Linked DNA regions of Homo sapiens: region 1 is linked to region 2. Evidence: chromatin loops called from intact Hi-C (ENCODE). Cell type or tissue: ovary. All regions are shown on one strand. Links, peaks and the distances in the headings refer to the core of each region. The heading gives the core; the rest is flanking DNA. Region 1 overlaps LOC124902383 (a long non-coding RNA gene). Region 2 overlaps MINDY3 (MINDY lysine 48 deubiquitinase 3).

What was found. Hi-C counts contacts between places; a loop is a spot of excess contacts. Peaks named below come from ENCODE experiments on the same cell type or tissue, not always from the same donor. Only the 100,000 strongest peaks of a DNase experiment are listed, where the experiment ranks them.
Region 1: it touches region 2 in a loop (2.5-fold over the local background); 3 of 110 quality-filtered maps call a loop at or near these places.

Annotation. Positions count from the first base shown.
Region 1 is chr10:15,740,370-15,752,387 of GRCh38, reverse strand. The region is part of intron 1 of LOC124902383 (a long non-coding RNA gene); the gene reads right to left. Among named protein-coding and RNA genes, the nearest start is that of ITGA8, 26 kb to the right of the region's middle. In ovary, for the core only: no CTCF peak of the experiment used is centred there; no DNase peak of the experiment used is centred there.
Region 2 is chr10:15,785,671-15,797,688 of GRCh38, reverse strand. It overlaps MINDY3 (MINDY lysine 48 deubiquitinase 3), which reads left to right. Exons shown (of 15, transcript NM_024948.4): 11 at 1,517-1,589; 12 at 8,370-8,442; 13 at 11,041-11,128. It overlaps LOC124902383 (a long non-coding RNA gene), which reads right to left. Exons shown (of 4, transcript XR_007062071.1): 2 at 390-534. Among named protein-coding and RNA genes, the nearest start is that of MINDY3, 69 kb to the left of the region's middle. In ovary, for the core only: no CTCF peak of the experiment used is centred there; a DNase peak (open chromatin) is centred at 5,408; H3K27ac peaks cover 3,333 bases.

The DNA.
Region 1 (12,018 bases), core at 2,779-10,778, 47 kb after region 2:
AAATGGAATACGGCCAGGGGTATTCCAAATACCCAGTATTGGGTATTTCTTTACAGCAGTGTGAGAACGGACTAATACCCCCACATCCCCTTCCCCTGAAAACAATAGTTCTAGGCTGGGCACAGTGGCTCACACCCGTAATCCCAGCACTTTGGGAGGCCGAGACAGGCAGATCACCTGAGGTCGAGAGTTCGAGACCAGCCTGACCAATATGGAGAAACCCTGTCTCTACAAAAAATACAAAATTAGCCAGGCACAATGGCACACGCCTGTAATCCCAGCTACTGGGGAGGCTGAGGCAGAAGAATCACTTGAACCAAGGAGGCAGAGGTTGCAGTGAGCCGAGATCGCACCATTGCACTCCAGCCTGGGCAACAAGAACAAAACACTATCTCAGAAAAAAAAAAAAAGGAATACAGTTTTGCAACTATTAACATGTAGAAAATCTTCCCAAATATTGACTATTATTATATATTATATATATTATATTATATTAGCATAATTAGCTATTATATTAGCAAAACAGCGAATACGATAAAATCTTCTGCCCCTCAAGACATGACAGGGTCTTAATTTGCCAGCACTCCAGAAGTTCTCCCTGGGCGTATGTTTTGCACTTTCATGCCTTCACAATTATCATTGGAAATACAATATAAGTGGTTTAATGAATGGCGACTCGCACCACTGTATTAGCATATGTTTTTGGTGCTGTCAGTAAAAATGGGAGACTCTCCATGAACCTGTTCCGTTCAGTACAATTACATGTGTGATGTCACAACTTCAAAGACTTACTGACGTGTTTCAAATTTGTCCATTGGCTGCCAAGATTATGTCATTACGGTAGCAAGGTGGCAGCGTAACGACAGATGCAATTTATACTTAAATTGAGAGTTTTAAAGTTTTTATGTATTTCAGTTTCTTACAATATGAACCGTTCTTGATTTAAATATACACATTGAATTGGGAGGAGTCGGGGAAGAAGGGGAGTTACCGAAGAACTTTGGTGAGGAACAAAGGATGTTTGGTTATTCTTTCAGGACACAGCTCATGAGAGCTGCCAGCTGTGTGCAGGATAGAAGTGGTGGGGAGGACAAACTGAAGGGCAGGCAGCCTTGTCCTGTGACTAGGAAAACCTTCTCAGTTCACACAGACGTTCACAGTACCACTGAGATCATCTCTCAATTCCTTATTTTCTGCCAGCAAGCTGTTAGTGGCTTGACTAAAGTCTTTCCAGTGACTGTATTTTTGAATGCTTCCACATGAGCCCCAGAATGTCTCAGTTGTGAAAAGAAATAATGTATTGGCCTGGGCGCTGTGGCTCACGCCTGTAATCCCAGCACTTAGGGAGGCTGAGGCGGGCGGATCACCTGAGGTCAGGAGTTCGAGACCAGCCTGACCAACATGGCGAAACCCTGTCTCTACTAAAAATACAAAATTAGCTGGGCGTGGTGGTGCCCACCTGTAATCCCAGCAACTCTGGAGGCTAAGGCAGGAGAATCGCTTGAACCCGGGAAGTGGAGCTTGCAGTGAGCCGAGATCGCGCCACTGCACTCCAGCCTGGACAACAAGACCGAAACTCCATCTCAAAAAAAAAAAAAAACAAAAACAAACAACAAACAAAACACACACACACAAAACTATTTATTTTTCAACACCAAAAGAAAAAAATATAAGACAGGCTCTCATAACCTAGCTCTGTCTTAGAGCTAAGCTACACACACACACACACAAGCAGCTGCTGTCCAGAACTTCATGAGAACAGATGTAACTCAGCCCTATTCAGAATCCAGGACCTCTGATTTCAATGGCTCACCTATATTACAAGAGACAACTCAGCCATAATTCCAGATGTATTCAAAATCCCACTTTTTTTTCTTTTGAGATACGGTCTCACTCTGTTGCCCAGGCTGGAGTACAGTAGCACAATCACAGCCCACGGCAGTATGGGGCTTAGGTGATCCTCCTGCCTCAGCCTCCTGAGTAGCTGGGGCCACAGGCAGGCACCACCGTGCTCTGCTAATTTTAGTATTTTTTGTAGAGATGGGATTTTGCCATGTTGCTCAGGCTGCTCTCAAACTCCTGGGCTCAAGCACTTTACCTGCCTCATCCTCCAAAAGTACTGGGATTAGTGGCATGAGCCACCTCACCAGACCAAAATCCCATCTTTTGAATCTAGCACAGCGTTCATTTACCTGTTATTGCCTTGACCTCCTCTAGAGAACTGTCTTTGCTTCTCACTGTTGGCCTCATTATGGAGGCCACATCAAATATCTGTGATCACATTACTGCTATATAAAGTCCTCCTTTCTGTCTTTGCTGGAGACAAAGTGTTTCTTTTCAGCAACTGCAGCAAACCAAAAACAAATTGAGCTTTGGGCTTTATTGCTTTCCAAAACAAAACAAAACAAAACAAAACAAGGGGGAGCACAGTGGCTCACGCCTGTAATCCCAGCACTTTGGGAGGCCAAGGCAGGCAGAACACTTGAGGTCAGGAGTTTGAGACCAGCCCGGCCAACATGGTGAAACCTTGTCTCTACTAAAAATATAAAAGTTAGCAGGGCATGGTGGTGCACGCCTATAATCCCAGCTACTCGGGAGGCTAAAGCAGGTGAATTGCTTGAACCCGGGAGGCGGAGGTTGAGGTGAGCTGGGATGGCACCTCTGCACTCCAGCCTGGGCGACAGAATGAGACTCTGTCTCAAAAAAAAGAAAAGGAAAAAAAAAAAAGCCAAGCCACACACCAGAAAAGCCTCCTCTTCTATTGCCAAAAACGCATCTCCCAAGGTGTCCCTTTTTCTCACTCACTCACTCAGCCTTCAGTCCCCTCCAAATGCAAATGAAAAATAATGCCACTAGGTAGAATATTTTTTAAGATTTCATGCAAAACTTACTTTACACCCACTGTTATCATTTTTATAGAGCTGCCTGATATGGAAAAATCACCTAAAGAAGATACAATCTTCTGATAATAGCACTGCAGGAGAAAGTAAGTCACACAAGTCCCTGAAGATACATACAGGCTGGCAGCAAGCAGAGTTCTCCATGAAATGGTGGTAGAAAGTATGAAGGAAAATAAGCAGTCACATGGATCGATCAGTCCATAAAACCTGTACCCACAGGGACGGGCTGGGGCTCAGGCCAAAGTCAAGAAACCAAGACGGAGCAACGCACGAGTCCGCGAGCATAGCAGTTGATCTCTTGTCAAAAAGACTTACAAACTCAGCTCATTAACTCAGAGCCAGCTTCCAACTTTTCAGAGTTTCTGAGTGTTGGCAGTGGTGGCAAGGTTCTTTTGAAGGTTAGCCAGGCATGGTGGCTCATGCCTGAAAGTCTAGCACTATTGGGAGGTCAAATCAGGAGGATCACTTGAGCCCATGAGTTTGAGACCAGCCTGGGCCATATAGCAGGACCCCATCTCTACTAAAAAAAAAAAAAAAAAATTAGCGGGGCATGGTGTTGCATCATTGTAGTCCCAGCTACTCGGAGGCTAAGGTGGGAGGATTGCTTGAGCCCAGGAGGTTGAGGCTGTAGTGAGCCATGAACATACCACTGCACTCAAGCCTGGGTGACAGAGTGAGACCTTATCTCAAAAAAATAAAAGATCCTTTTGAGGTTCCAGGTACTTAACCTTTCCTCTCTCATTCCTTTCATTCTCAGGTATTTCCTTTCTGTTACATTATGTCGCCATAAGACCCAGCTGCCCCATTGAGTTCCTCACCAACTTTCCTGCCCTCTACCTCCTCCTACGTCCTCTCACACCTGCTACCCTGTCTTCAGAAATGATTACTGGCTCTGCAGTGATTACATTATATTTATTGTATGTATATTTATTGTATGTATATTTATTGTTTTGATCACATTGAATTGATTATGGGTTGTAGAGATATTTCTTATGTACTCTTTACCCTCATCATCAAACAACCTTAGTCTCTAATTACAAACAGCAGCAGCAACTCTCCTTCTCTTCATCCTCCTGTTAACCACGCCTCCTCCAGGCCTGCCACATAGCCCAAGTGAGTGGATGATGAGAATACTTCGAACTGTTTCATTCCCGGCCACAGGGAGTGTCACAGCAGCATAGAGGAAAATCCATTTTCAATTCAGACTGCAAGCAAGCAGCAGCTGCACCCACCAGAGCTGTGTGAAACAACTGCACACAATATGTTCACTGGGCAAAGAGATCCTTCTTGGCCACAGAGAATAAAGCTTGCAAAGAGAACCCAAGCAGAAGTTCATACAGGTAGAGAAAGACAGAAAGAGGCAACGTTCATTTGAAGAGAATATAGCCAGCATTTTGTATAACGTTCATTTGAAGAGAATATAGCCAGCATTTTGCATAACGTTCATTTGAAGAGAATATAGCCAGCATTTTGCATAACACATTGGGAAAAAAATCTTTTCCTAAAAATCAACAGGTAAAGATTCATGACTTATAGGCTGTGGTAAAAGCAATTACATCAGAAAAGACCAGTTCCTTTCTGTGCTTAGTCCTGTGGACTTTGATGGGGGTAAATAAAAGATGTCACAGCACAGCTGGTGCAGAACAAACCCCAGGGCCTGGAAAAAGATTACACGCAAGAGTCTGAGCCCACTCTGGTGAATGCCCTCACAGGTTAACGAATGAGGAAGAACTGAACATGATTACAGCCATCCAGCAGATGCCCCTTATTGCTTTGAGGGGGAGATCTGGAAAAATCTATAGGAAATTGCGTATGGTTCTCATTTGGGATATGAACTCAGTCATTCTCAAGAAATCCTTCCACTGCATTTGTCAGATGCTCTCTCTGATATCCTTTAGCTGTGACCCCACTCAAGTCTCATCTTGAATCGTAGCTCCCATAATTCCCACACGGGAGGGACCCGCTGGGAGATAATGGAACCATAGGGGCAGTTTTCCCCATATTGTTCTCATGGTAGTAAACAAGTCTCATGAGATCTGATGGTTTTATAAGGGGAAACCCCTTTCACTCGGTTCTCATTCCCTCTCTTGCTTTCTGCCATGTAAGATGTGTGTTTTGCCTTCTGCCATGATTGTGAGACCTCCTAGCCATGTGGAACTGTAAGTCCATTAAACCTCTTTTTCTCTAAATTACCCAGTCTCAGGTATGTCTTTATCAGCAGTGTGAAAACAGACTAATACACTCCCCCTCCTGTGAGGCTGAGCAGTCCCTCCCTGTCACTGACTCCCTCTAGAAGCCTCTGATACCCAACCAGCACATCTTACCTAAAATCACAGAAACCCCTGAACCCATCACATTTACCTCTATCTTTGTGTAGAGAAGGCACTAGTGATATGTGTTTGCCTATTTCATAGCATCTATATGTATTGATATTTATTTGATCCCCTATTTGAAGTAAAAGATTACACCAGATACTACGAAGAAACAAAGTTTAGGTAGCACATTGTTGCCATCAGAGAGCTAACAATCTGGTCAGATGAAAGAAGATGAAAAATCGTAAGTTAAAATGATGCAGCAATTAAGAAAGACCTCAGGACTGGTGGTCACAGCTTGGGGAATTGGAGGGAAGACTCCCACGGGGATTAAGTGTTCTTCTGCATTTCCTTCCCTACATTCAGGAAGGGGTATTAATTTTTCTTACTGAGTCCTTGGGGCTAGCCCCCCAACCTACTCAAAAAATTGGAGTATGGGTACTAGGCCTGAGCCATGATGTTCTACTCCAGGAGGCTGGAAAGGATGTTAAGGGAAAAAGTCACTTGACCACTGGAGACCCAGGAAGCAGCATCTTTAAATCAGAACCCAGTAGGACGGCCGATCAGGAATGCAATCCCAGGCTAGGATTGCGGGGAGAGAGAGAAAATACAGATGCGAGGGAGGCCACCAGCTGGAAGCCAAGGAAACCACGGTTAAGTGAAAAGATTTGAACCAGGGGGTGGGCACAGAGACTGGGAACATTCTCCAAGTCAAAGAATATGGCTGCAGTGAGTAGCTTTTATTAAAGATAATTGCACCCTTGGGTTTTAGTAGGATGAATTATACAAGGGGCTCACTGAATTTAGACACCACCTTCCACCAACAGGAGAGGGATTTTGCTTCCCCCAGGCTTATGCAGAGCAGGCCCTAATGTGCCCCAGGACATTTCTGAGGTGGGAGAAGGGTTTCTTCGCCTAGCTGTTTGACCCAGTGGCTGATTTTAATGCCACTATGTTCCCAGAACCTCTTCAAACATGTACATAAGGGTTCAAGGTAGAGAAGGGAGTCTGGAGTCTTGGATGAGCATGAGTAGAATGCTTGGGGTGTAAAGACCTGGAATATAGCATCTGTTGTTTCCTTGGAGAGTCAGAAGTTTTGGTCTTCCAGCAGCTGGCTTGGGCAAAATGTGTGTTGTATCTGGAATCAAGCCCAGACTCACAAATCTCCCCCCAGTCTCCCAGGGCCCAGCACTAGTTACTGAATTCCTTATATGTATATGACGACAGCTTAATATTGACCAGCTGTTGGGGTAACAGTGGTGCCAGAGGTGGTGGAGGACCAGTAGAAGTGGAAGAGTAATGGATTCCAAAGGGAGTGTTCTGGCCAGTGAACTATGGTGTGTCATCACAACTGAATTCTGTTGGGAATACATAGAGCATTTGTCTTTTTTTTAGTAAGAGGTGCTATTCTGGAGTTACCATTTGAGTATGAATTGATCCATTCCATATGGCTAATGGTCTATACACAACAGGCAGTGAACATGTGGAACAAGACTTGGAAGGTCTAGAACAGTCGGCTGTTTGTTCTGACAACGAATCACTGGAGTTAAGACTACAGACAATTGATCTCATCCTAAGTCTACAGAATCAGAATATTCAGGTGTCAAATTATGGCACATGTACATTTTTAAAACTCAAGTGATTCTGAGGCACAGCCAAGGATGTAAGTAAGCCTTCACTGTAGAACAATGCTTTCCAAAATTGAGAGGCAAAATGATGGCTGATTTCTGATATTATGTGGTCCATGAAGCTGAAGCCAAGTCATCTGTGGAAGTGTTTTAGGCTTAGGACATCTGTGGAGGCAGAAGGCCAACTTCATAGACATGGTGGCAGTTGTGAAACAGAGATTAATGGGAGATAAATGTACCCTCGCCATAGGACTAGTGGGCAATGACTTCCACTTCTGTTCAAGATCATTTCACTTTAGGAGGTACAACAGGAGAGAAGGAAAAATGTTAGTCTGTATTCAGGTTATTTCACAAAGAATATTATTTGGATTATTAATATTTCTGTTGGAAGAGAATTGAGTCACAGTGAATATGTTTAAGCTTAGATATTGATAATATTTTAAAATATATAATCAATCATAGATAACCTTGTTCTGGTCACCTTGACCTAGCCAGATACACCCTGTATTCCTAAGTATTTAATTCACTAAGTTAAATGAGGTGGGATCAATAGGATTTGGATCACTACTCTTCTGACTGGATTTTAATAAACAGGCCACTGGCTCATAAAGACTTTCTAACTGAACAAGAAGAGATGCCAGTGAAAGTGAGGTTCTGCTCTGATCGCAATGGGAGTGGAGGGACAGGAGGAGGCGAAGTGGACACCATGAGAAAACTGAGCCCTTTGAAATAGTACCCACTGCAGGGAACATGTTGATGAAGAGACTCAACTTCTTTAGCAGATTTCCCTATAGGGAAAGCAAGGAAAAACTGATATTCCAGCAGCAATCAAGCCAAGCACAAGGGGATTGTTAACATCACGTGCCAGCCACCTACATCCCACCCATGAAAGTATCTTCCTAGGGAGCTTGGGTGGAAGACTGGATCGTAGATAGTCCATTGTTGTCTCCACTTCCTTCTTTTACTACAATTTCCAGTAAGGAGATCACATTTCACTTCAAAGTTCCCAGTGTTGACTGCTCAATTTGATAGAGAAGAAGATGATCCAGGGGTCCAAATTCCTCTGACTAGTCAGTCAGTCCACGGACACGTCCACTAGATGGCAGCATGCTGAAATGTCATGACAGATACAAGGCCACCAAAAGCCTCTTTGGATCACATTTAATGTTTTAAATAGGCCCAGTGGTCAGCGGGTGCAGTGCCATGACGCAGGCCAAGTACCTGGGCTGTGGCCTCCTTGGTTGATACCTAGGGCCACTCTCTCTCCCTGTCATGGTTTAGATGTTTGTACCCTCCAAATCACATGGTGAAATATTATTCCCCTTGTTGGAGGTGGGGCCTGCTGGGAGGTGATTGGACCATGGGGGTGAATCCCTCATGAATGGCTTGGCACCATCCCCTCTTAGTGGTAAGTGAGTTCTTGCCCAATTCACCTGAGATCTGTTTGTTTAGAAGAGTCTGAGGCTCTCTCCTTCTCTTTCTCTTGCTTCCGTTCTCACCATGTGATGTACCTGCTCCCTGTCACCTTCCACCATGATTGGAAGGTTCCTGAGGCCCTCACCAGAAGCAGATGCCAACACCTTGCCTCCTGTACACCCTGAAGAACCATGACCCAAATAAACCTCCCTTATCAATTACCCAGCCTCAGGTATTTCTTTATAACAATGTAACAATTGCCTAACACACTCCCCATCCTCTCCTCTGCACTCTCCACTTCCCATGACTGCCTTCTTATTTCAAGGCAGGGTCGCCACACCTAAGCAATCTATCTGCTATCCAGAGCTACAACATCACAAAGTTTTGGGACCAAAGGACTCCCTGTGAGGGTATCTTGGTGGCCCAGACATCTGTTGACCAAACAATCAGTCTTGGCACTGAGTGGGTGCCCTCGTCAGCCCAGAATACCACTCCAAGCACTGGAGAGTAACCAACAGGCACTGGGACTCAGCAACAGGTGTGTCATCCTTCATCTGGGCTCCAGAGGGATGGCTAAAAGAACTGAGTGCAGATGGGCCCCCAATCTATAGGAGCACTACTCTGGCCAGAATGGTATTCATTCCTTGTGTTGGTAAGAACTGGAAAGACCAATAGTGTCATTTGTAGAAAGCCTTTGTCATCTCCAGGGTATGTTAGTCTAGGGGCCTGAATGAGAATAGAGGAACATGTGTCAGATCTCAAAGCATTGGAGCAAAGTAGAGATTGTATAGGGTGAAGGGAAGTATGGAATCTCACATGGTTAAAACCTCATTCTGATGGGATGTTTGCCTTTAAGTGCTTTGAATCCTGTATCCCATGTTTTTGAAGGAGAAAGCTTGCTTCCTTTGTTTTCACAGAAATTGAATGCAGATATTTCTGGAAAAAGCCTTAGCAATATGATGAATCATATCCACCTTTATGAGTTTCACAGGAGTACACATGAGTGGGAGACAGCCCCTCTTGAAGAATTTGGCAAAAAAGATATTGTTGTGACTCAATGCGGTGTGGTTAAGGTTACAGCTGTCTATTGAAAAGTGATCCCACACAGTCAGTGAAATCAGCAGCAACCGCAGACAGGTCATTGTCCGGCAACTGAGGGAGCCACTTGAAGGGACCTCACCACATCCCAGGGGCTTTGAAATCAGGAGCTCAAGTTTGGTTCTGCTGAGCAAACCAAACCAGCTATTTATAGTACTTATCTGACTTGAAGGAAATTAGACCAGGCATAAAAGAAATGAGGCAGGTAGTGATGGAATAGATCCCCCATCTGCTGTCTCCACAGTACATCACGGCACAGTGATGTACTGTACACCCGGAAATTCTTCAGGGCACGGGATCTGTCCTGGGCTCTGCTGTGTCCTCAGTGCCTGGCACCTAACAACCTGTGCTCAGTAAGCATTTGTTGACTGACTGATGGATTAAATAAAGTCCAAAGCAATCTTCCTCAAAGTATTGATGCATAACCCATTACTGGGTATATACCCAAAGGAACAGAAATCATTCCATTATAAAAACACATGCATGCATATGTTCATTGCAGTGCTATTCACAATAGCAAAGACGTGGAATCCACCTAAATACCCGTCAATGACAGACTGGATAAAGAAAATGTGGCACTTCGGATAGACATTATGGAATACTATGTAGCCATAAAAAGCAATGAGATCATGTCTTTTGCAGAGCTGTTATCCTTAGCAAACTAAAGCAGGAACAGAGAAACAAATACATGTTCTCACTAATAAGTGGGAGCTAAATGATGAGAACACGTGGACACAGAGGGGAACACATGCTGGGGCCTGTTGGAGGATGGGAGGGAGAGGATAAAAAAAAACTAACAGGTACTAGGCTTAATGCCTCGGTGGTGAAATAATATGTATGACAAATCCCCATGACACAAGGTTACCTATGTAACGAACATGCACCTGTACCCCTGAACTAAATATAAAAGTTAAAAATTTTAAAAATACAGTAAAAAAATGAAAAAAAAAGGATTACTGCATCCTCAAGTGGTTGGAAAGGATTGGGGCTTTTTTGGAGTGGTGGGGGAAATTGGAATATTCTCAGGATGACTGACTTTTAAAAATGAATTTATTTGTAAAATGGTCACCAACTGTGTAGTTTTGTTCTTCTTCTGTAACACAAGACTGAGAAACAGCTTATTTAGCACCCATGCAAACGCCAGGGACATCACGGGATAAATACAGCAGAATGAGTGGCACCCAAACTATTCATTTTCAACAGCCCTTTTCCTTCCTTGCTAAGTGACAGAAGGTCCTGGGAGATCCTGCCAGACTGTTTAACCTGCCTGGATTTTAACTCCTGGAGGGTAGAGACTGTGCGTCTCATTCCCAGCACCCAGCATATTGCCTGACACCAACCACAGCATGTTCAGGGGATCCTTGTTGAATGCTCATGCTCTTGGTCTTTCTCGCCAAGCAAAGACATTGGAGCGTGGGGGAATTTAAGGAGGCCTTTGACAAGGCAGAGCTGGTTAACTGAGCAAAGATTACAACAGAATATCAGAAAAAAAAAATCAGAGGAGAATTTAGAGGAGTAGCAGAGGATATTGACAAAGGGAAAAACACCTGACGAGAGTCAGTAAGATAATGATTATGTGGAGGCAGGAAGAAGACAAAAAGCAAGCAAGAGAACCAGACCCACAGTAAGCACTTATGCTACCTGACTATGGAATAGATTATGGCAGATATAAAAAAAAATGGAGGCCAAGACAGTAGGTCTTTAGGGAAATTCAAAGAACAAGGAAGGTAGAGCTCCCAGTCTCAAAGAGCTCACACACCATACTTTTTCATTAACAACACTTGGACATAGTCTCATAGCAAGAAACAATCATTTAATAATCACGGCCGGGCATAGTGGCTCATGCCTGTAATCCCAGCACTTTGGGAGGCCAAGGCAGGTAGATCATTTGAGGTCAGGAGTTCAAGACCAGCCTGGCCAACATGACAAAACTCTGTCTCTATTAAAAATCAAAAAATTAGCTGGGCGTGGTGGTGCGCACCTGTTATCCCAGCTACTCAGGAGGCTGAGGTAGGAGAATGGCTCGAACCTGGGAGGCAGAGGTGGTGGTGAGCCAAGATCGTGCCACTGCACTCCAGCCTGGGTGAGAGAGTAAGACTCTGTCTCAAATAATAATAATAATAATAATAATAATAATAATAATAATAATCAGGAATTATTATCAGCTCTGATAACTTACATGTTCATATACCTTTTAATACCTATAATATGATTATGTATTTATAACCACATTCCCCTTAATAAACTGCAAGATCATGCAATTGAAACCTCACAAGTATCATATTTAAATTTTGCTTTTGTCATCTTAAAACAAATTGAGACATTAGTACTTTCAAATGAGTATGTCCCAAAATCATCATTATGGATGCTGCTGAAAAATCTCTGGCTCTTCTGAAAAACCATCCATCACTCTCTAACTATAAATGCACCTATACTCTCAGTCTTTGTAGAACAGTGAATCTTGGCTTTTCTGGGGATATCAACATTTTGAAGAGCTAATCAAAAGGTAGGTACTCTCTCTCAAGAAAAAAATGTTTATATAATTGATTTCATTCTAAATGTGTTTTGCTGACATACTCAAATTATACAGAAGTGTACTTATGATTTTCATAAAAAAAATTAAGGTGTACTTCGTAAAATAGAAATTGAATTTAGGGGCTGGGC
Region 2 (12,018 bases), core at 1,461-9,460:
GTTTTAAGAAATACTGTTCAGGTTAAATAAACCTTTCTTTGACCCAGCCATCCCACTCTGGTGACCTGCTGTGCAAATATAACTGCACGTTTATGATGTTACATGTTCAGGTTTATTTGATTCAGCATTTTTTGTAATAGCAGAAGACTAGATACAATTCAAGGGTCCAGCAATAAAGGACTAGATCATAAAATCAAAAAGGCATTGAAAGTTAAGCCAAATGAAAACATGTCACTTGGGCGTATACATTATCAGCAAAATAATGTTGGAAATGCAGTGAAGGGTGAGCCTAAGAAGTTTCTAGCAAGGGATGGTAAATGAGAGACAACTGTGCATTACAAAATTTTACAAATGTTAAAAAATGTCAAGTGGTTTTTAAGTTGCTTTACCTTTTACTGTAATACATGAAAAACTTGTAAGGGCTTGCACAGGTTGCCTTGTTTTAGTTCCCATTCCTGTTTTTTATAAATAAGGTTTTCAGGAATCGAGTCCTCATGGCTCAGTTAGAACTCCTCTGATTCTTAGTTTCTTCACCTGTGAACAGAGTAAAGGTGAGATATTAGAACAACAGTTAAGAAGTACATTTCTTGCAAAAATTGTGTTCACAGGGGAACAGCAGTTTAGATGTTAACATTTGTACCCCATAAAAAGGATTCAAGGTAGTAGGAAGGGATACTTGGAAACTTACCCTCTGATGACGTTTGTCTGAGTAAACACCATTATAGGCAAAGACAATTATAGGTAAAAGCTAACCAGAGGTAAACAACAGGAGCCTACATTTTAGATTCATGTGTGTCAAGTAGAATTTCATAATGGCTTAGATATGTGGGGTAAATGTAAAGAATCAAAGAGAACACAATTTTTGTGCTTAGAATCCTGATAAATGTTTTCTGTGATAAATTAGTCATGGTAGAGAATTTGTTTTATGGGGGAAAGAAATTTCTGTCCTCTAGGGTGTTTCCTTTGAGTTCAGAAAAATTAAAATTCTGGACATGTAGAAGTTGATTGAGCTTTGACTAGGTTACTAAATTAAAATTTTTAATGCATTGCTATCTCATTGTATCATTATTTGCTATAATAAATCTCTGGATTTTATTTTCGAATATTTGAAAACTGGAGTATATTTTATTTCTTCTTACCTGAACAAAAAAATGTGGAAAAAATGGTTTGGGTTTTGTTTTTGTGTTTGTTTTGTTTTTTGTTTTTTTTTTTCATGCTACATTTTTATAGTAACTACCTGTATTAGACGTTTTTCCCCAGTGTTTTAAGTATTTATGTAAAACTCCACATGTATTATTCACAACACTTTTCTGTGGTTAAGCTTTTATTGCCACTTTTCAGACGTAAAATAAATGGCCTGGAGAGTTTATGACCTATCTCGTTACACATCTATGATACAAATGTAACTCAAAGTCTTCTGACTCCAATGTCATTATGTCTGCCTACCCTAGTATCTGTTTTCTTTTTAATGTCATAATACTGTAGCTGGTTGACAACATGCTTCTTATCTTTTCAGGATATGGCTTTAGTTGCCCCTGAAGCTCCTTCAGAACAAGCCAGAAGAGTTTTTCAAACCTACGACCCAGAAGGTAAAAGATTTTAACATCATCTCTGTGTTTTATGTCTTCATATGTTTGAAATACATTGATAGCGACCTGATTTTATTCAAAAGATATATTGGATTATTTAATGAAATGTAAGTTGTGTTTCTTGAACATTTTAAAAGGAAAGTAGTGAAAATGGGAACAAATGAAATAGCACACAAGTCCTTGTTGAGTTGGGTTTCTGTGTTTCTTGGAGTACTGAAGGTGTAGTTGACCCCTCTGATTAATCTTGACCCCAAACAGGGAAAAATACCACCTTTTGAACAAACTGTTTGAAAAGTAAATCATTTTCTTCTTTACTTATCCAAACGAATATTAAATAAACAGATCTTCCAGGATATTTCTGTATAATTGACCTCCCAGGATAAAGAAGCAGAGGAAGATCATCTGAATCATTCACTTTGGAGCCTATGCTTAGCTATTCTACCTAACAAAGTATAGTTTTTAGAAGTTCACATATATATCATTAAAATGTCTACTGAGTCATTGTCACTGAGGTTGTTTTGATCACTTTTGTGTTTACATATTTAGGTAACGGTTAAGACTTTATTATAGCTAACTCACTGACCTTTCAAGTATAACTTCAAAACTAAGTTGTCATACTTCAGAGTTCCCTTACGAAGTACCGTGTAGAAATGGAAGTTGCTGTATCCGTGAAGTCCTTGTAGATATCTGAATGGATTCAGTTATCTTTACTTTCTTCTGTCTTGAAACTTTGTACACTTAGTGATCTGCTCTTTTCCTCTCTGAAAATCCATGTCATGCAAATTCTAAGAATATATCTTCTCTTACCACTTACTAGCAGATAACTTTAGGCTAGTTACTTTTAGGTCTACTGTTTTCTTAGGTATCAGTCTTAGAACAACTGTAACTAGTTCTTAGAGGCGTTATGAATATTAAATGAATAATGTGGAAAGCACCTTGCCCAGTGGTACAAGCAGTTGTCCAAGGTAATAGTCATATTCTTAACCCAGTATAACTATGAACATTCCAAAACCAAACACATGGCTTTCATGTAATCGTTATGTGTTGTGTTGTGTTTTGTTTTACTAGTGAAGATTTTGGAACCACAGTTGAAACGGAGTGAATGACTTTCTTGAGAAAAGAAACATAAAAGGAAAGGATCAGAAAATCTTAGGAGATAATAACTATTAAAGAATAAAGGCATGAAAAAATGCCTTCAGAGCAGACATAGGAGCCCTAAACTTTAGAAGGCTGATGTTGTAAGGCTGAAAAAATTTCATCAATGCTGCAAAGATACTGAAATTAAGGTTGTTAAAGTAGGAGACAGTTGTCATAAGTAGTAGCTTTGTTTGCTTTTAGTAATCACTAATGAGGTAGCAGGCTTGTACTATTTATTTTCTTTTACAGTGTACCAAGGAAAATGAGAATTTCTCATATTACCAATACTAAAACATAATTTATAATCAGTGCAATTTTTCAGAATTGAGTTGTGAGAGATGCATATGAAAATTTGTTGTATTTCTTTTAGACAAAGAAAATTACTAAATGCTTTTAATCTACAGAGTTACATGTGACAGCTTATCATGACTATAAACTGAATTATTAAAGCAAGCAAAACTTATTCAGATAGCTTAGAAAGTATGCCTCTATATATGACTTAGGAAGAAGATAAAATCCACTTTTCATCTAAATATCACACTGTTCGTGGTTTAGCTATGTGTATAGTCAGCTCTAAGAAGGATTAAAAGTAGATTAATTTTTCAGTTTTTTTTCTTTTCACTTACAAACTAATCTGCTAATTTAATTTTCTTTCCCCAAATGATATGCTTTTGTTTCAGGATGTAAGCAAATCATGCGTTCTCAGAACACTTAGTATGCAGAAAGTTCTTACAAGCATTTACATACAGTTTCCATTTAGCAGAGGCTGGTATAGGGACAGTTATCCTGTGTCACCCTCCTCAGAATGCTTTTAGAATAACTGACCTAGAAGGACACTGAAGGTACCCAGGAGTATTTTTATATCTTTATCTCACTTTTAGCTCCCACCCCTGGTTGATAAACCCAGCTCTCTGACAGGTAGGTGGATTTGCAGTCACGCTGTTAACACTGTGCTGTGGGTATATTCCTAATTAAATAGGCGTGTACAGGCCAGTCACCATTTATAGCATTGCCTCTATGAGACCACATCTTCCATAGTGTAAACAAGTGATTTAGTACTGATCGTTTGGAGCATAAACCTGGTATGAAATTGGGGATCTATCTAAGAATGATGTGTGGCATTTGCGTGGAATGTTACGATTTCTGAAGCACTTTACCTCCATGACCTCATTAAAACCTTGCCACAAACCTAGGAGATAGGCAGGGATCATCATCCTTGTTTTTGTTCTTTGGAGAACAACCTTTTGATGGTTTGAGTCACTTCTCCAGAGCCACATACCTAAATGTGAGAACCAAGACTAGATTTTAAGTGTTTCAGCAATCTTTCCCCTTCTCTCTACTACCAGTATCTTTCTTGAAAGGCTAAAGTCATAAAAAGGTACTTTTTAACCTTTCTAAATTTAAGTTTACTTTGAACTGTTAATTTAATGGAGTAAGGATTTGATATTCTCGCTTCTAGTTGAGCAATTTCTGCCCATTTCAGAATCTTGAGGATCTTAGGAGCCCAGTACTTATTTTGATATCAAGCATACTTATAAAACAAGGTCAAAAATATAGTTTTTAACTGTTAATTTCTCATTTGAATAGTAACAAAATTGTACTTTCTGTGGGACCTTGATGTATCACCTCTAGATAATTGGCTCAGTTTAATCTCAGATTCAGAAAGGGGAGACTAGCACACTTACTCAGCTTAAAGAGAAGCAGTTATCAGGTCTATTCAAAGTGTTCCACATGAGCTTTGGAGAAAGTCCACAGTGTTTATTTTTGTGTGTCTTTTTTGTGGAAGAAAATGTTTGGATATGTGCTTCGTATTCAGGTACATGTTTTATAGGAATTATTGTAAAATGATTGATAAAGATATATTAATATGATCAAAGATACTGGACAACAACAATTCTCTAGTGCCTCTGGATACCAGGAAAATGGCTCCATCCGTTACGCCTCACTAGCTGTGTGATGTTGGACGAGTTCCTACCTCAGTTTTTCATCTGTAAAATGGACTTAAGAGTAACTTTATATGATTAGTCAGCACTCAATACATTAACCATGGTGTTGTTTTTTTAAAAAATGTGTGGCACAGAGCTTATTCCATAACCTCCAAAGACATCAAGGTCTACATAGGTAGTGTCTGAACTGCTAATCACAGGTTTTCACATTATACATAATGAATTTTGTTTTCTTCTTTCTCCTTTATCCCCTCCCCCTTGTACAATTATATGTCAGGAAGCAACACCATTTCTTTTAAATCTGAAGCTGTTTGTTTTGTTAAGTTGCTAAAATATGTTGACAGCCATATTTTGTCTGATTTCAGTGTACTGCATTTTTTTAATCTTTAAGAATAATTGGACTATTGTAGGTAGAGCTTAATATACACCACTCCCTAGGCATTCTCTAGAATTGCCTTGTCTTTTCTGTTCCTTTTAAATAAATGCTCCTCCCTGTGCCCTTGCTGTGGCCTCCCGTCACTGTTAGCACTGTTTCTGTCAGGCATCCCCAGCTAACAGTTTTCTGTATAGTGCCACCATATTTTGTACCTTTTCCATCCCATAATAAAAGTGAATTTGCAGTACAAGCTATAAATGAGCTACTTATTTATGAGCTTGTATCATTAAAAGTAACAAATGTTAACGAGCAGCTATGAGTCAACCACTGTGCTAGGCCCTGGGGATCTGGACTCCCTGCCCTCCAGAACTCATTGCCCACTGGGGAGCCAGAAGTAATGCCAAAGAGGTCTGGAAAAGCTCAGCTCTGGTGTGTGACTTGGCCTTGGGGAAAAGGTCACTTGCTTTTTCAATAGGAATATAGACCTACAATTTAATAAATACTAAGGCTTTATTAAATTCTATTTTTTTTTTAATTCCCAAGAAACTGTAGTCTCCCTCTCCCACAGTGTATGGAAAATGTTAGTCTCAAGTACAGTGGGCTTCACAGTTTCCTTATAAGCTGTTTGTTGCACAACTCTGAGAAACCTTTTTCCAGCTTCTCTGTTAGTTTTGAGTATCCAACATTTGGCTTCTCTTCCTGCAGTGTCCAGTTTAGCTAGTATCTCTGTTAAAATTGAGACCTGCTAGGCTCTCCTGTTTATTTCTTAATCTTTCAGGACAGAAATCCTGATTGTTTTATATTTCCTTTGAAAGCCCAACTCAGGTTTCCTCCCAGTTATGAAATAGTTATCTTATCCAGGAAATTACATGCCTCACTTTCACTGTCCTTCATCAGCGCTCCTTTGCATTGAGTTATTCCTCCCCACAATCTCTAAGGACTTGACACTTTTAGCAATCTGGATATTCAACTGGTAAAAATCTTTTAAAATTTTAAACCAACAGCTTTTTTCCTCCTTTCAGCCACAATCCAACAGCATTACAGTATGTACATGCTAGCCGTTTCCCATCCTGGCTGCTCTGCCCTCTTTTGCTTGCCCTGCCTCATAGTCCCCATTCTTTTGTGTTGATATCTATGTAGTTAATTTACCAGTGTATGCAAGTTCTATTTTTTTCTTTTAGTTCTTCATAGATCTGCTTGACTAATCAAATGGTATTCTCTGAGATTTCCTTTGCTGTTGACTTTGAGGTTGTCTTTTCATCTTTGTGCCTCTGTTTCCTTATTCTCTAGGGAGTCAGTTGGTGAAATGTCAGATGACCTAGGTTTCATCTGTTTTTACACTTAATGATTCTGGCCTTTTTCTAAGGAATTTTTTGTAGGTATGGTTAACATGTCAAAGTAAGTCTTCTACAAAGGAAAATAATTTTGAAATCTCTTCTAATCTTGAGTATATTAAAAGTTTTGAATTATTGAGAAAATTCTATTACATCTTTAGTTTTAAAATACTAAATGTACAAAATGTAGAGTTACTGACCGGGTACAGTTATGGTTACACTTCAGAATATCTGTGCTTATGAGTTGTAAATCTCATAGCTACCTTAAAAATGTTTAAGCTTGAGGTTAATCATATATAAGCATGTTGTTAAGAAGGTCACATTGTTGTTTTTGTTGTCATTTGCCAATTAGCTCTTGGTTGGGGTGGGAACTGAGTTGCAGGTTATGGTTTCTGCGGAAAGGCTGCCAGCCATGACAAAGTACATGCTGTCAGTGCTCCTGAAAAACGGTGTACAGACTGAGCATCCCTCACCCGAAAGGTTGATCCTCCAAAATTTTGAGTGCCAATATGACACCGTGGAGCATTTCAGATTTTGGACCAGATCAGGGATGTTCAGCCATTATATATTTGCAAATATTCATAAACCAGAAAAAATTTGAAATCTAAAACATTTCTAGACCCAGGCATTTTGGATGAGGGAGACTCCACCTGTAATATCAAATGGATATAGCCTATAAACACAGAAACCTAATTGTTCCTGTCTGTTGGTGGCCACATAAAGCCTGTTTCACATTCGGAGACGCTGAGCCTTTAGCTATGACTTAACTTAAGCAAAATCAGTGATCAGACTCATCAAAGCTAAGCCCACAGAGCCAGAGCTTGAATGTTTTCACAAGTGCCTTCAACCAAGGTCGTCTTTATTCTCAGTACCTCAAATTATTGGTAACTTAACAAACTGGAATTACTCTAAACCCTTCACTTAAAAAATTGCACATTTTTAATTATTCTAGATGACTCATAACCTTTTAGTCAAGGCCAATCTGTCTTCAAATGGGTAAACAGCTCCTTATGAGGTTTAAGAATAGAAAAGAGGTTTAAGAATAGAAAAGACCTTTCTACAATCATAACTTCATTCCTTTCTGATAGAGATAGTGTACAATTCCACACCCTGAAAGAGCAACTGCACACTTTATTCTGTAGTTTGATTATAGGAGCAGGGCTTTTGGACATCTTGTTCTCCATGGCAAGATTTTTTTTTTAATCATCTAATCCCTGAAGGACATTGGAAGCTGATTTAAAGCTGAGACAATCTTCAGGAATGAGTAAATGGATAGGGAAAATTGGGCACTGTACATTTAAGGAATAAACAACTTTTGTTTAAAACCACTCTCATTTCAAACTACCCCACAAGGACTTTGTGTGTGTCATGGTCTGTTGCATCATCAGAGTTTGGACCATTTTCCATAAAGTAGTCATCATCAGCATTAGTTTGACTCTTCATTTCAGGGCTGTTTTTTTTAAACCTACAGCTTTCATTTAAATCACCAAGTCTGTTTTAGAATACCTTTGCTGTTAATCTGTCAGTTGTCTAAGTATCAGTGGATCACTGACATTCCTTCAAGAAACTAAATAACATTGTGACAAAGGGAATTTGTTGGTAAAGAATTATTTTAATTGAATTGTTAAATGCAAATGTAAAGGTTTACTTTGTTTATTGAAAGATAAACCTAAGATTTTAAGTAGAAAAATATTTTACCCACTTAACGCTGTAACACTGTTTAAAGATCAAGTAATTTGACTTTAAGCTTTCGTCGGAGTTCTCAAGTTAAAAAATATTTTTAAGTATTTGCCGATGTTTCCAAGAAAACAAATAGAAGAGGGTCTCTAATAGCAATAGGCACTATGCCTAAAATAAACTTAAGGAATAGTATGTTAACTCTTTGTATTTTTTATGCGATTTTTTTTTCCTGGAACCTGATCAGCATTAATAGCATTTCTTGAAGTAAATTCTTATTTCAAGTTGTTTCTGATTTTTTCCCCCCTAGATAATGGATTCATACCCGATTCACTTCTGGAAGATGTGATGAAAGCATTGGACCTTGTTTCAGATCCTGAATAGTAAGCTAAATAGGAAGTGTTATTTAGCCAACTCAAAAAGATTCGATTAAGTTTAAGACATATTGTACATTTTTTGCCTTTTTAAAAATCTATATCTGCATATATGAAGCATAGCAATCTATGTAAGGCAAAGATTAAGAAATCGAACTAATCCAATATTATAGCAGACTTGACATACTTAAATTGAGTTTCCTTTCCCACCCAGCAATTACTGTCCTGCTTTTTAAAAAATGCTAAAAGTGTCTTTCTATAAACTTTAAAAAGTTTCTCTGCAAACACTTCCCCACGTCTTAAAATTTTATGTGACATTAGTATCTTCAGTAAAGTAATGACGGTTCTGTGTAGATGGTGCTAGTTGCCCTGCTTAAATAACCAGCAGGCCTCTGACTTTCCCTCTTAAATAAAGATGATCAAAGATATCTAACATTTCTAAATGATTAAATTAACTGACCTGAAACTTTTAGGGATGGCTGCAATATATTATGGCATATCGTTTTTCAGTATTTTCTTAGGATCCTGTCATTGTCTTCATTCTCACTGTTATGTTTTATGCATTGTTACATCTACAACTTCCTCTGTAGATTAAGATCTTTAGTTATTATCCATGAAAAAATAACTCTTCTTAAGTGGATACATGTATTGATCAAATATGGGAATAAAAGTTAAGATAGGACCTTTACTCCTTTTTTCAGCATAGTTTTTCCTTCTGCAAGTTTTTCTAAGAATGCAAAAACTTGAGCTTATCAAACATAATGAAAGAGTTCAGCAAAAGCAACAGGAAACATTGGTAGACACCGTTTTTAGAATTTGGTCTTGTTCCGTTTTTAGATGAGTTCAGTCATACTTTCTTTGAAAGTATGCAATACACATAAACTAGCCACATCTGAATTAATGTGTCTCAAGCTTACTACTCAGAGCTGTGATTTCATCCATTCTCAATAGTTAGAAATATTAATAAATGAATAATTGTTTTCAATTTAAAGAGAAATTCAGAGTGTTGAACTAGTCCAACAAATGGTATGATAGTAATTACTATACTTCTTCTAACTTTATTTCCAAGTAGAGACCATGTTGTTTACACTGCTCTAATTTACAAAAGAGAATTAACTCAAGTAATTTTTGTTACTGACCAGCCTAAGACAAGGAAGAGAAAGAAGAAAGTTTTTTTTTTTCCAAATTCTTCCATAGCTATATATCATCTACCTAATTTTCCTTGTTTTATCAGATGGAAAACGTACCTTGAATCATGAAGTTAGTACAATTGATTCAATCAGGTTGTTTTTCTTGAAGTAGTTGAAAGATTGGACTGAAGTATTCACTCTACTTTGGCCTATTTACAACTGTAATACAGAATGGCCCATGAAATAACTGGGCCATCCTAAGGATTAAATGAATTAAACACAAATGACCCTGCCTTCATTTGTTTCATCATAACTTCCCGGCCTTACTCAGACTCATTAAAATGCCATATCCTTTGTACAGTATACTATACAAGAATGATAGCCACAGGCCCACAAAAGTATCTCACAGGGCCAATACTAGACGTCAGGTAGGAGGTCTGTGAGGCAGCCTGACCCAGGTGTTTCCGGGAGAGATGGCTATGTCAGCGCAGATGCAGCTTTCATAAACCTTAAAACATAGCTTACCCTCACAAGAATAGCTTTAACTCCTTTTGTGAAAGGCACACCTGGTAACTGACCCAGACCGAAGAGGCAAACTGAAAGGAGAGAAGTTGCCCCTGAGGAAGGTGGTTGACTAGAACCACCTGAAATCCCCAAACACAACACTTTGCATGTTGTGTAGTAAGGTAGATTTAACTTGGCCTTTATAGTTTGAGATAGCAAGGAAAATAAAACTTTTCTGAAGACTATTTTCATTTTTAAACCCATTAAACTGCAGTCTGCCTTCTTCTGCCTTCTTCTTCCTTCTTTCTAGTCACACATAACACCACCTGTCACCAGCCTTGGTACACCTGCATTGTAAGGGCTGGTATGCACTTTAGGCTGCTGCTGGACCAATACAGTATATATCAGTCACTGTCATTCATGACGCATTAGCTCTTTGAGAATTAATGTAGCTCTTTAACCTTCAAATTACATTGTCTATGAATTTTAAGCTGCTATCTCATTTAGTTTTTAAAAGTAAGCTTTTTAAGAGATGTTTTCTATTATCTGATGTACCACTGCCTTTTGACCCTGTATTTTAAGCCCAAGGAGAAAAAGAAAAACATTTTGTTAGTTAAATGCCTCATTTGTTAAATTCAGGCATACCTATGAAGCAAAGAGAATTTGCCTTTGGGAAGTTACAAGCTTGAGTTTATAAACCTTGGTTTTTAAATTACTTTACCTAATAAGGAACAATATTCCAAAGTCATCACAATTTAAATTTTAAATAGTAACAGATTACTCTAGTTTAAAAATAACCAAGTTTGGCAAATTAGATGTCATTCCTGTGTATTTGTCATTAAGGTTCTAAAAAGAACAGCTCTTAGTGTTTTTGGCAGCCGAATGTGTTGTAGTACCAGTAATTTAATCATGAAAGAAAAGCAGCTTTTTTTTTTCCTCTGGTATCCACTGTTTTTCTTCTTTCTCCCCGTAGTATAAATCTCATGAAGAATAAATTAGATCCAGAAGGATTAGGAATCATATTATTGGGCCCATTTCTTCAAGAATTTTTTCCTGATCAGGTAACATAGTTGAGGAAATATATTCATTGTTATTCTGTTGGGATGATTACCTGTGATTGTTTGCAGCATTTTCTCTTTCTGTACAATGTCCTAATGCGCAGATATGAGACTGAGAAAACACCGTTACATGGAAACCTTCCCAGACAGAGGGAATGTGTGTTCGAATACGGTAACGCAGTGCCTTGATGGGGAGGGCAGCAGAAGATGACGCAGACACCAGTCTATACACATAATGATACGGAGAGAACAGTTCGGAAGTTTGAGGAGTAAAAAGAGAAAGATTCTCTTTCTCCACTCCCACCCCCACTTTTCTTCTCTCAGGAAGCTGTTAAATACTGTGAGAAGAGGTCAAGGTGGCTGTGGGTAGTAGAAGCCCCTAGCTAGTGAAGCTAAGCTCCTGGAGAATTAAAACCTAAGTGGGTCTGGGCCGTTTCCCATTGGGACATGTCTTCCACTGGGCTTTGATAGGAGCTCAGTTACCTGGAATAGCAGAGGCATCTGGGCCAACCTGAATGTTTTTGAGTTGTATCTGCATCATTGGCAAGCCAGTTCTATATCCAATACCCATCTTTCTGTCTTTGTTCTCTAAGTGAAGCATTTTACCACTAAATCAAATTACTTAACTAGATAACAGATATCATGGTCATTTTATCAGATATCAGTATAGTTTGCACTGAAGTTCATTGTTGCAATAGACATTCCAATTTCTATTTTACCGCTATTATTAGAGAGACATATTGACAAATAGAAAAAATTTAAAAGCAAGAGGGAAAATTTCAAAATATAATTACTAAAATTCAGAATGTAATTGTTAAAAAAGATTGTTAAACTCAAGATAAAATTGTTAAGAAAGAGGTAAGATTCAAAAAGTAACTGAGGATATCACAATG